Linked DNA regions of Homo sapiens: region 2 is linked to region 1. A link is a contact called in ENCODE Hi-C or POLR2A ChIA-PET data. All regions are on one chromosome and are shown on one strand. The core of a region is the stretch at or near the end of the contact, and the rest is flanking DNA. Distances in the headings are between cores, read along the strand shown.

Region 1 (5,117 bases), core at 2,369-4,868:
GTTTCTTTTCTTTCCTTGTCTTTGTGGTTTGATGAAATTCTGTTGTGTTGCCATTTGATTCCTTTCTTTTCCTCCTTTGTGTTGCTGTTTTATACGAACTGTGAACTTTCTAGATTTTCTAGTTGGTGAGTGTGCAGCTACTCGTAATAGTCTCTAATGATCTTTTGTATTTCTGTGGTTTCAGTCGTAATGTTTCCTTTTTCATTTCTGATTGTGTTTATTTGGATCTTCTCTCTTCTTTGTTAGTCTAGCTAGTGGTTTATCATTTTTGTTTACCTTTTCAAAGAACCGCTTTTCATTTCAACAGTCCTTCGTATTTTTAAATCTCTATTTCATTTAGTTCTGTGTGTCTTTTATATTTCTGTGTGTTTTCATAATGGTGAAAATTAACCTTTCACTTCCATGTTTAAGACCCCTTTGAGCATTTCCTGTACAGCTGATCTAGTGGTGACAAATTCCCTCAGCATTTGCTTGTCTGGGAAGGAGTTTATTTCTCCTTGATTTATGAAGTCAGCTTCTGGCAGGACACAAAACTCTTGACTGACAGGTTCTGCTTAAGTTTAATATTTTTCTGTGGCTGCTAATTGTTCACATGTTTTCATTATGAAGTAATTTTAATGCCACTTTGGTGGGCTGTTAATCCCTTTGGGGGCCTCATGCAAGCAAGAGCTAGCACAAAGGATCAATTTAGGTCTTGTTCTGGGGGTTACCTAGAGGGGCAGCAAAACCTCAGTAGGGTAAGCCATAAATAATCTAAAGTTCCTAAGAGCTGAAGAAGAAGGAAATGGCCATCCAAAATAGAGCTGTACTTGCCCCAGCTAGGGAAATTAGGAACGAGAGATACCCAGTGATGAGGGTTGGGTCTTTGAAGAAGTGTCTATTAATATGGCCACCAGAGAGCTCTAAACATCTGCCAAGTTTCTAGAGCCCCCTGTTAGCTCAACATAACAGTACCAGCCAGGTAAGCATTCCTTGTACCCCATACCTCTTCTCCCTTCCTGCAGTTTATGCTTGCAGGGTCAGAAACCACACTTGGCAAACTGCAGAAGAAAAGGTAAAAGCAGGCCGGGCGTGGTGGCTCATGCCTGTAATCCCAGCACTTTGGGAGGCCAAGGTGGGCGGATCACGAGGTCAAGAGATCGAGACCATCCTGGCCAACATGGTGAAACCCCGTCTCTACTAAAAATACAAAAAATTAGCCGGGCGTGGTGGCAGGCACCTGTAATCCCAGCTACTTGGGAGGCTGAGGCAGGAGAATCACTTGAACCTGGGAGGTGGAGGTTGCAGTGAGCCAAGATGGCACCATTGCACTCCAGCCTGGGCAAAAAGAGTGAAACTCCGTCTCAGAAAGAAAAAAAAAAGGTAAAAGCATTAGATGGAATCACATGGAAACAGCCTACCTCCTTCCTTCCTCACTGCAGGCTTCTCATCTGAGCTCGGGAAAGGAGGAGCCTCCTAGATTTGATTATGTGATGATTACCCAAGATTGGACATTTTAATTACTAATTGCAAGACCTTTTTATTGCACATGAATAAATGGAATAGTCATATTGTCCCAAATTTAATCGAGGGTGGGACAAAGACTAATTCCACAGAATACATTTAAAGCAATAGTGGGAGTTAAAAGTAAAATTGCATTATAATTAGACCCTCCAAGTCCTGCCTGTTTAACTTAAGGTTGCTCACACTACTGAGGCGAGATAGAAAAGTAGTTGGTGAATTTCAATTGGAAAAGTGTAGCCATGGGAAGGAACCTAGGAGTCTCATCTCTCTCCTGAAGTTAATCTGCCCAATGTCTCAAAGGCCTCAAGAACTGTTCTCAGGGAAGTATTAGAATGCAAATAAAACCACCATTCTACTTTTGACTAGAAATCCTCTGGTGGTTGCCTGAGATGGGGAGGTATTGTTTAATGGGTATAGAGTTTCAGTTGGGGAAGATGAAAAAGTTCTGGAGATGAATGGTGATGTCACAACAATGTGAATGTACTTAATGCCACTAAATTGCACGCTAAAAAATGTTAAAATGGAAAATCTTATGTATTGTATATTTCATCACAATAAAAAAATAGCATAGGATGATTGTTTATCCACTGGGAAAATAAAATAAAATAATCATTATTACCTCTAAAACCAAAATAAAACCCTGATGGATGCTTTGCCAGTTAAAGCATCTTCAGAAAGATGACAAGAAGTTAGACACTGTATCCACAGGAACAATTTGGCTTAGGCAGAAAAGGGAGATTTGTAGGCTCACCCAACTGAACTGCAGGAAAGGTGGGTATGAGCTGGACCTCAGGACTGACCACACCTGGGACTGGAACACCACCCGCCCTTTCTCTGTCTCTTGTTTCTGCTTCTCTCAGTGCACCAGCCACTCTCTCCCACCACAGACTGGCTTCTTCTGCACAGCCTGTGGGACATGGCCACCGAACAGCTCAGACTCATACCTCACAGGTTTGCCACCTGAGCAAACCCAAGATCTTCCATCTGGTTGAAGGTCAGAAGTCTCAGGACTGAATTTGGGGAACATGCCTATCTGTAGCCAATCACTGAGTTAGGGAAGCAGATCAGTCAGAAACTGGGGGATCCCATTAAACCACACTGTGGAAAGCAGTATTCCTGAGAACAGAGTGCTACTCCACTCTAGGCAGACAAAGCAGTAGCCACCAGCTATCTGCACAGTCCTTCCCTTCTCTGGAACAGATCCCAAACAGTGCTGGGAAGACCTCAGCAGCACAGTTGGACCACCTATGTGCTCCTTCCGCCCTCATTACTTGTACATCCTGGATCCCTGGATTTCTTAGCTAATGCTGGGTTGGCAGAAATGAGGGGGAGGGGAGCAGTAGAATCCTGCCCTAAATTGCAGCCAGTCATCTGAGGTCATTTTTTCCTTGTCAATGCTATATCCCCAGAGGGTTGGACCCTTCTCTATTCTGTTATGCTTTATTCAGACAATTTCTAGAACAATGTTGGCCAGTATAGATGATTCCCGTCATTTTATCTCTACTACCTAGGTCCAAAGATTCCCCCCACAACCTTGTGAATCTCTGACTCAGTGTTATTAGTCTTAAAAACCCAGGTGCTGAACCAGACTATGCTGTGCTCCTCTTTGGAGTGAATCTTGGATTATCAAATAATCAAATAATGGCTAAGATCAGCCCTTGTTTCCCCATGTCCCTGCTTAGTGCCAGCTCTGTCTTCATCCCCTCCCAGGCTTGGCCACCCTTCTGCTGAGATGCACCCTAGCATGTTGCCCATAAAGGAATGTGAAAAAAGTATCTACACTTCTGAAGATAGTGTGCTCCACCCTTCAAAGCTTTAGGAAGATAAATTTAGACATAAAACAGGAAGTATTTCTCTGTGTGGCTAAGAGTGATCTAAGAGAAGTTATTTCCTCAAGATATTTTGAAGCTGTAGTGTGGGGAAACAGTTCTCAAACCCCAGTGTGGATCAGGATCACCTGGAGGGCTTACTAAGCTACATATTGTTGGGTCCACCCCAGAGTTTCGATTCAGTCGATCAGGGGATCAGAGGTGGGGCCTAAGAATTTGCATGTTTTTAACTCTTTTTTTTTTTTTTTTTTTTTGAGATGGAGTCTCGCTCTGTCACCCAGGCTGGAGTACAGTGGCAAGATCTCGACTCACTGCAACCTCTGCCTGCCGGGTTCAAGCAATTCTCCTGGCTCAGCCTCCCAAGTAGCTGGGATTACAGGTGCGTGCTGCCATACCCGGCTAATTTTTTATATTTTTGGTAGAGACAGGGTTTCGTCATGTTGGCCAGGCTGGTCTCAAACTCCTGACCTCAAGTGATCAGCCCACCTCAGCCTCCCAAAGTGCTGGGATTACAGGTGTGAGCCACCACACCCAGCCAGAATTTACATTTTTCAAAAGGTCCCTGATGTTGCTGAGGCAGGACCACACTTTAAGAACCACTATAGTAGAGGTTTAGGAAGAGACAGAGAAAAATCTCTCCAGGCTACAAGACTGTCTGATGCTGAAGGTCTTGGCCTAGGTCAGCTAAGGTGCTCTTTAGGGTTGATATTCTGTGATTGTTAAACAGGTGACTAAATATGTATCTGTGTCAAGCTACTCTTATTATCATTAAACAGTTCTTGACTGCTTACTTTATTAAAATATAAGAATTTCCAAGAGCTTCGGACCTCTGATCTATATATAACAGAACTTCATTAAGTATAACTCACTAAGTCACTTAGTGAAAAGCTTGAACTACAGAATAGTCTAACTAATTGCCCTTTCAAATAGGCATTTAACAATAATTTCAACTAGCCTCCTACAAAACTGTTTCACAGCAAAGCTTTCACTGATGTTTTTGCAAAATGAATTTAATTACTAATTATCATATAAGGATTAGCATATAGCTGATATGTAAATGTCTTAGGTATGATTTAAACTGTTGAGTCAACTGAACATGTACCTTCCTCTCCCACTTCCTCCAACAAATAAATCTTACTTGTATTTTAATTTAATACTGTGTCCATTCTTCTGAAATAGCTGTTTATTCTGAACATCTAATTTTAGACATATAACTAATATGGTACAATTTTCAACTGCCGGTTATTTAAATGCTGCCCCCTCCCTGACACAAATAAATCTTATTTACATATTATTTGCTTCATAAGTATTCCACCATCCTGCAGTCACTGTGATCATTGTCCCCAGCTAGTCTTTGATCTGTGATAATTGTCCACAGGTAGTCTTTGATCATATGTTCTCCTGTCTGGAGGAACTAATATGTCCTTCCAACTCTGCCCAGCCTTCAGGTACAATTTAGGCCCCTACTTTTCTCTTAGGCTTTCTTCAGCCACTGTAACTTTTTTAAGTTTCTCCCTTATCCAAAGTCCCTTACTACTTAGAACCTCGGAAGTAAAGGGACCTCAGAGAACATCCAGTCCACGCTGCCCTCTGTTTAAATGTGTCTACAGTGTACCACACCAAGGAACTCCCACACTCTGAATGAACAGCCCAGTGATCAGGAGCTTTGAATCAATTCTTGGCACCTAACAGTTTGTGAAGAGTCTGCTAAACTCCCTCTATCAGAAATCCCAGAGGACTGAGAACAGGTCATCCTTGGAGGTATGTAATACAGTATTTAACCAC
Region 2 (5,118 bases), core at 524-3,023, 34 kb after region 1:
AATGTTTCTGATGTGAAAGATGACACAGGATTCTGGGAGGGCTATCCTTACCCCTATCTCCATATCCTGCACTTCCTGGAGAAAGCCGATTTGCAACCACATAGCCTTCAACCAGATCAGCTGTGGGCCAAGATGATCCTGTTTGCTTTTGGCATTGCCCTGGCTCAGGCCCAGCTCCTCTGTGGCAATGACACCAAGATCTCGGAGCAGCCCGTGGTTGTGCAGAGTACATGCACAGACGGACGTGCATTCCATTTCCTGGTGTTACAGTAGAACACCACAGACCTGGCCTCTTAACAAGTGTGGCAAGAGTTTGGTCTGGGTGGAATCATGCCAGCTACTCTCTCAGCATTTTTGGTGTCTCCCAGTGATAAAAAAGAAGGTGGGACCGGGCCCAGTGGCTCGCACCTGTAATCCCAACACTGGGAGTCTGAGGTGGGTGGATCACGAGGTCAGGAGATCGAGACCATCCTGGCTAACGTGGTGAAACCCCGTCTTTACTAAAAATACAAAAAATTAGCTGGGCGTAGTGGCGGGCGCCTGTAGTCCCAGCTACTCTACTCAGGAGGCTGAGGCAGGAGAATGGCATGAACCCGGGAGGCGGAGCTTGCCGTGAGCCGAGATTGCGCCACTGCACTCCAGCCTGGGTGACAGAGCGAGACTCCGTCTCAAAAAAAAAAAACAACAAAAAATTAGCCAGGCATGGTGGCACGTGCCTGTAATCCCAGCTACTCAGGAGATGGAGGCAGGAGAATTGCTTGAACCTGGGAGATAGAGGTTGCAGTGAGCCAAGATCGCGCCACTGCACTCCAGTCTGGGCGACGGAGCGAGACTCCGTCTCAAAAAAAAAAAAAAAAAAAAAAAAAGAGGGTGGTTGTGGAATGCGTTGGGCTGACTGGTTTCCAGTGGGAGACATCCAGGAAGTTTTTAGCTCTGTATTTACATGGTGCTACGTGAGCCAAGGACCATTCTGAGGCCCGAAACCCACCTTTGCCTTCTCCCACTGAAGAGGGCCTGGGGTCCCCCTGGAGCCTCAGTGCTCATCTAGCCTGGTGGTCTCACTGACAATAAAGAGCCCTTGCATTGCAAAGGAAAAAAAAACTATTATAATTGTTTTGGGGTGCCACAAATTATGCCACTATAAGAAGTTGAGCTTAATTGATAAATGTCATGTGTATTCCAACTGCTCCACCGACTGGCCATTCCTCTCTCTCTCTCTCTCTCTCTCTCTCTCACTCTCTCCCTCCCTCCCTCCCTCCCTCCCTGTCCCTCTTCCTCTCCCACCTCCCCACTCCCTCTTTGGGCCTCCCTATTCCCTGAGACACAACAATATTGAAATTAAGCTGATTAATAACCCTACAATCGTCTCTAAGTGTTCAAGTGAAAGAACAGTGACACACAACAATATTGAAATTAGGCTGATTAATAACCCTACAGTGATCTCTAAGTGTTCAGGTGAAAGGAAGAGTCACATGTCTCTCACTTTAAATCAAAAGCTAGAATTGATTTTACTTAATGAGGAAGGCATATCAAAAGCTGAGATAGGCTGAAAAGCTAGGCCTCTTGTGCCAGTTAACCAAGTTGCGAATGCAGAAGAAAAGTTCTTGAAGGTAATTAAAAATGCTACTTCAGTGAACACACGAATGATAAGAAAGCAAAACAGCCTTATTGCTGAGATGGAGAAAGTTATAGTAGTCTGGATAGATCAAACCAGCCACAGCATGCCCCTAAGCCAAAGCCTAATCCAGAGTGAGGCCCTAACTCGCCTCATTTCTGTGAAGACAGAGAGGTGAGGAAGCTGCGGAAGAAAAGTTGGTTCATGAGGTTTAAGGAAATAAGCTGTCTCTGTAACATAAAAGTGCAAAGTGAAGCAGCAAGTACTAGTGGAGAAGCTGCAGCAAGTCATCCAGAAGATCTAGCTAATGCCAGGCATGGTGGCTCGTAATTGATCATGGTGTCTATAATCCCACCACTCTGGGAGGCCAGGGCAGGAGGATTGCTTGAGCTTAGGAGTTTGATACCAGCCTGGGCAACATGGTGAAACCCCGTCTTTGCAAAAAATACAAAAAATTAGCCAGGCACAGTGGCACCTGCCTGTAGTCCCAGCCACTCGGGAGGCTGAGGTGGGAGAATTGCTTACACCTGGAAGGCGGAGGTTGCAGTGAGCGAGATCATGACACTGCACTCCAGCCTAGGTAACAGAGACAGACCTTGTCTCAAAACAAAAAAGCAATAAAAGATCTAGCTAAGATAATTAAAGAAAATGGCTATAATAAACAGATTTTTCAGTGTAGATGAAACAGCCTTCTATTGGAAGAAGATGTCATCTAGAACTTTGATAGCTAGAGAGAAGTCAGTGCCTGGCTGACTCTTGTTAGGGGCCAATGCAGCTGACAACTTTACGTTGAAGCCAGTGCCCATTTACCATTCTGAAAATCCTAGGGCCCTTAAGAATGATGCTAAGAAACTGCAAAGTTTTTGTCCTGAGTAACCAGATGGATGGTGGTAGGCAGTAAGACTGGTTTACCATCTTTGAGATGGGGAAACTGTGGGGACTGGCAGAGGAGTAGATTTTGTGTCAGAAGGGATTTGGGACATATAAAATTGGTGGTGGCTATAGGACATTCAAATTTAAAGCCAGGATAGCCAAAACTCCTATATTTTTTAGATTTATTACTTGTTCTCTTTTGTCATTGTTGCAACTTTTTCCTGTCACATCGAAACTTGGGAAATCAGAATCTTTGTATTTTAAAGTTGTGATGTAAAACTCTCCTGGCAGATGAATGGTAAATGTGGGGACATTAAAATACAGTGTTATGAATTTGCTGGCTTCAGCAAGAGTGCTTATCCCATTTTCCACCTTTCCTACCAACATGTATCACAGATTTCAGAAAAATTCTGAACTTCATCCGTCCTGTACTAACTTGGCCTCGACATAAAGGATTAATGAATATGAATGTCCTCCCTTGGCAAGAGTTTAAAATTCTGAGAGGCTCTACTATATTTACTAAAGATTTTCTAGGGCTTCTCGAGGCCCTCAAATGTGCTAGGTATACAATAAATATTTACTCATTTTTAATTTTGCTTTTATTTAGTATCTTTGTGCTGTGACTTTCATGAACATTATTTTTTTTCCTAGAAAGTTTAGTACCTTTGATGTATTAAGATTACTGTTATTTACACTGTTTCCTTTTTACTTGTAATCTTGTTTTGTTTCTTTGCATTGGTGGGTGGTAGAAGAAAAAGACACTGTTATGAGGTCACATTCAGTATAGACAAGGAAAGAAAATAAAAGTAGGTGCAGGAAATTAAGTTTTATAAGTTTTAATTATCTTTTTCTTTACTTCCTAAAAGCCAGCTAACCCAGTTTTATTAATTACAACTTTTGCAAATGTAAGCTTTTCTAGCTTTGGTTTCTTTTATGTCAGTTATCTATTGCTGCATTAATAAATTACCCCCAAGTCAGAAGTGAAAAACAACAACTGTTTATTATCTCACACAGTTTCTGAGGCTAGTAGTCCAGAAGTGGCTTAGCTGGGTAGTCCTGGCTGAGGGTCTCTCGTGAGGCAGCAGTCAGACTGTCAGCCAGGTCTGCAGTCATCTGAAGGTTTCCCCAGGGTTGGAGGATCTTCTCAGATGGCTCTCTCACAGGTGTTGTCAAGAGACCTCATTTCCTCACTGGCTGTGGCGGGAGATCTGTTTCTTTCTGTAGAGATATGGTTTGGCTGTATTCCCACCCAAATCTTATCTTGAATTCCCATGTGTTGTGGGAGGGACCTGGTGGGAGGTAATTGAATCATGGGGGCAGGTCTTTCTCTGCTGTTCTTGTGATAGTGAATAAGTCTTATGAGATCTGATGGTTTTATAAAGGGGAGGTTCCCTGCCCGCACCTTCTTCTCGTTTGTCTGCCGCCATGTGAGACATGCCTTTCACCTTCCACCATGATTGTGAGTCCTCCCTAGCCACGTAGAACTGTAAGTCTATTAAACCTCTTTCTTTTGTAAATTGCCCAGTCGTGGGTATGCCTTTATCAGGAGTGTGAAACAGACTAATACTCTTACCACTTGAGCCTCTCTGCAGGGCTACCTGAATGGCCTCCTGCCACAGTCATGTGCTTCCCTGGGGCGAGTGAGTGAGAGAGAGGCAAGAGAAGGAGTTGGGGGTGTTCCATTATTGACTAGGATTTTCTTCCAAATTCCTGTCAAAAGTCTTCCAAGCTTAGATGTTGGCAGTTATTCCTCAAATGAGGAATGTTTGTGTCACAGGTATATCAAATATATATCTCACTGCTCTGTTTCTGTGTCTTTCTCTTCCAAAATCATTTTCATTTCAATACTAAATAATAATGCAGTCATTTGAAGACGTTTTCAATGGTGTTGTCTTTGTCCATTGCATGCTTCCATAATACAGTACCACAGACTGGGTAATTTTTAAAGAACAGACATTTATTTCTCACAGTTTTGGAGCCTGGGAAGTCCGTGATCAAAGAACCAGCTTCTGATGAAGGTTTTCTTGCTGTGTCCTCACATGGCAAAAGAGAGAGAACCTACCTGCAAACCCCGTTATTACAGCGGCATTAATTCATTCGTGAGGGTAGAGCCTCCCGCTAGGCCCTACCTCCCAACATTGTTACATTGGGGATTCAGTTTCCAGCACATGAATTTGGGGGCACATATTCAGACAATAGCAGACATTGCAACTTAACACGTCTGTTACTAACAGTGCACGTAACTTGACTGAAGTGGCAGCCATATGAGCATTTATGACCAAACATTTCCATGAGCTAACACTGAGAACTACCCTGTGGCTGTGCCTGACAGGCATCTGTTATAAGGTGCATCCTGATTTCAGAAGTGTTAGAATATGGGGGAAAAAAGCTTCTAGAAATTGAAGAAATATGGTAAATAATTTTCTCCCCCACCCAATCATGGGGAAGTACAATAGATCAAAGTCTTCTGCAAGTAAGTTTCTTTCCTCTGATTTTACAAAAGCTGCAACTCACAAAGTGTAAATTGATTGAGAAGGAGATGTGAATGAGTGATTTATGACAAAGATAAATATGCAAGTTATTTCTAAAATGTTTCAATTTTTGGTTTCAGATGTATAAACAAGGAAAAT

Evidence for each region. A loop is a pair of places that touch in the nucleus more often than their neighbours do. ChIA-PET counts read pairs that join two places held with the same protein, here RNA polymerase II (POLR2A). Pooled maps may share reads with other maps.
Region 2: a loop to region 1 is called in a map of CD4-positive, alpha-beta T cell, with 2.2 times the contacts of the local background. The contact joins the enhancer-like site here to the promoter of LINC03110 in region 1. A Hi-C loop is called at or near these places in 4 of 168 maps with a recorded cell type or tissue (CD4-positive, alpha-beta T cell, naive thymus-derived CD4-positive, alpha-beta T cell and transverse colon) and 10 of 50 pooled maps. POLR2A ChIA-PET finds 5 or more read pairs at or near these places in 16 of 52 experiments (CD4-positive, alpha-beta T cell, CD4-positive, alpha-beta memory T cell, CD8-positive, alpha-beta memory T cell and 11 more).

Annotation. Positions count from the first base shown.
Region 1 is chr18:58,654,921-58,660,037 of GRCh38, forward strand. LINC03110 (long intergenic non-protein coding RNA 3110) reads left to right here and starts at 3,619. Exons shown (of 4, transcript NR_187442.1): 1 at 3,619-3,711; 2 at 4,943-5,093.
Region 2 is chr18:58,691,203-58,696,320 of GRCh38, forward strand. The region is part of intron 2 of MALT1 (MALT1 paracaspase); the gene reads left to right. All of the region lies in intron 2 of LOC105372146 (a long non-coding RNA gene), which reads right to left. It also overlaps the pseudogene MRPL37P1. Among named protein-coding and RNA genes, the nearest start is that of MALT1-AS1, 22 kb to the left of the region's middle. Within about 2 kb of position 1,774, at least 3 of the 41 ENCODE cell types and tissues checked have a DNase peak (open chromatin) inside an H3K27ac peak, as active enhancers do; they include CD4-positive, alpha-beta T cell, where a contact is called at or near this core.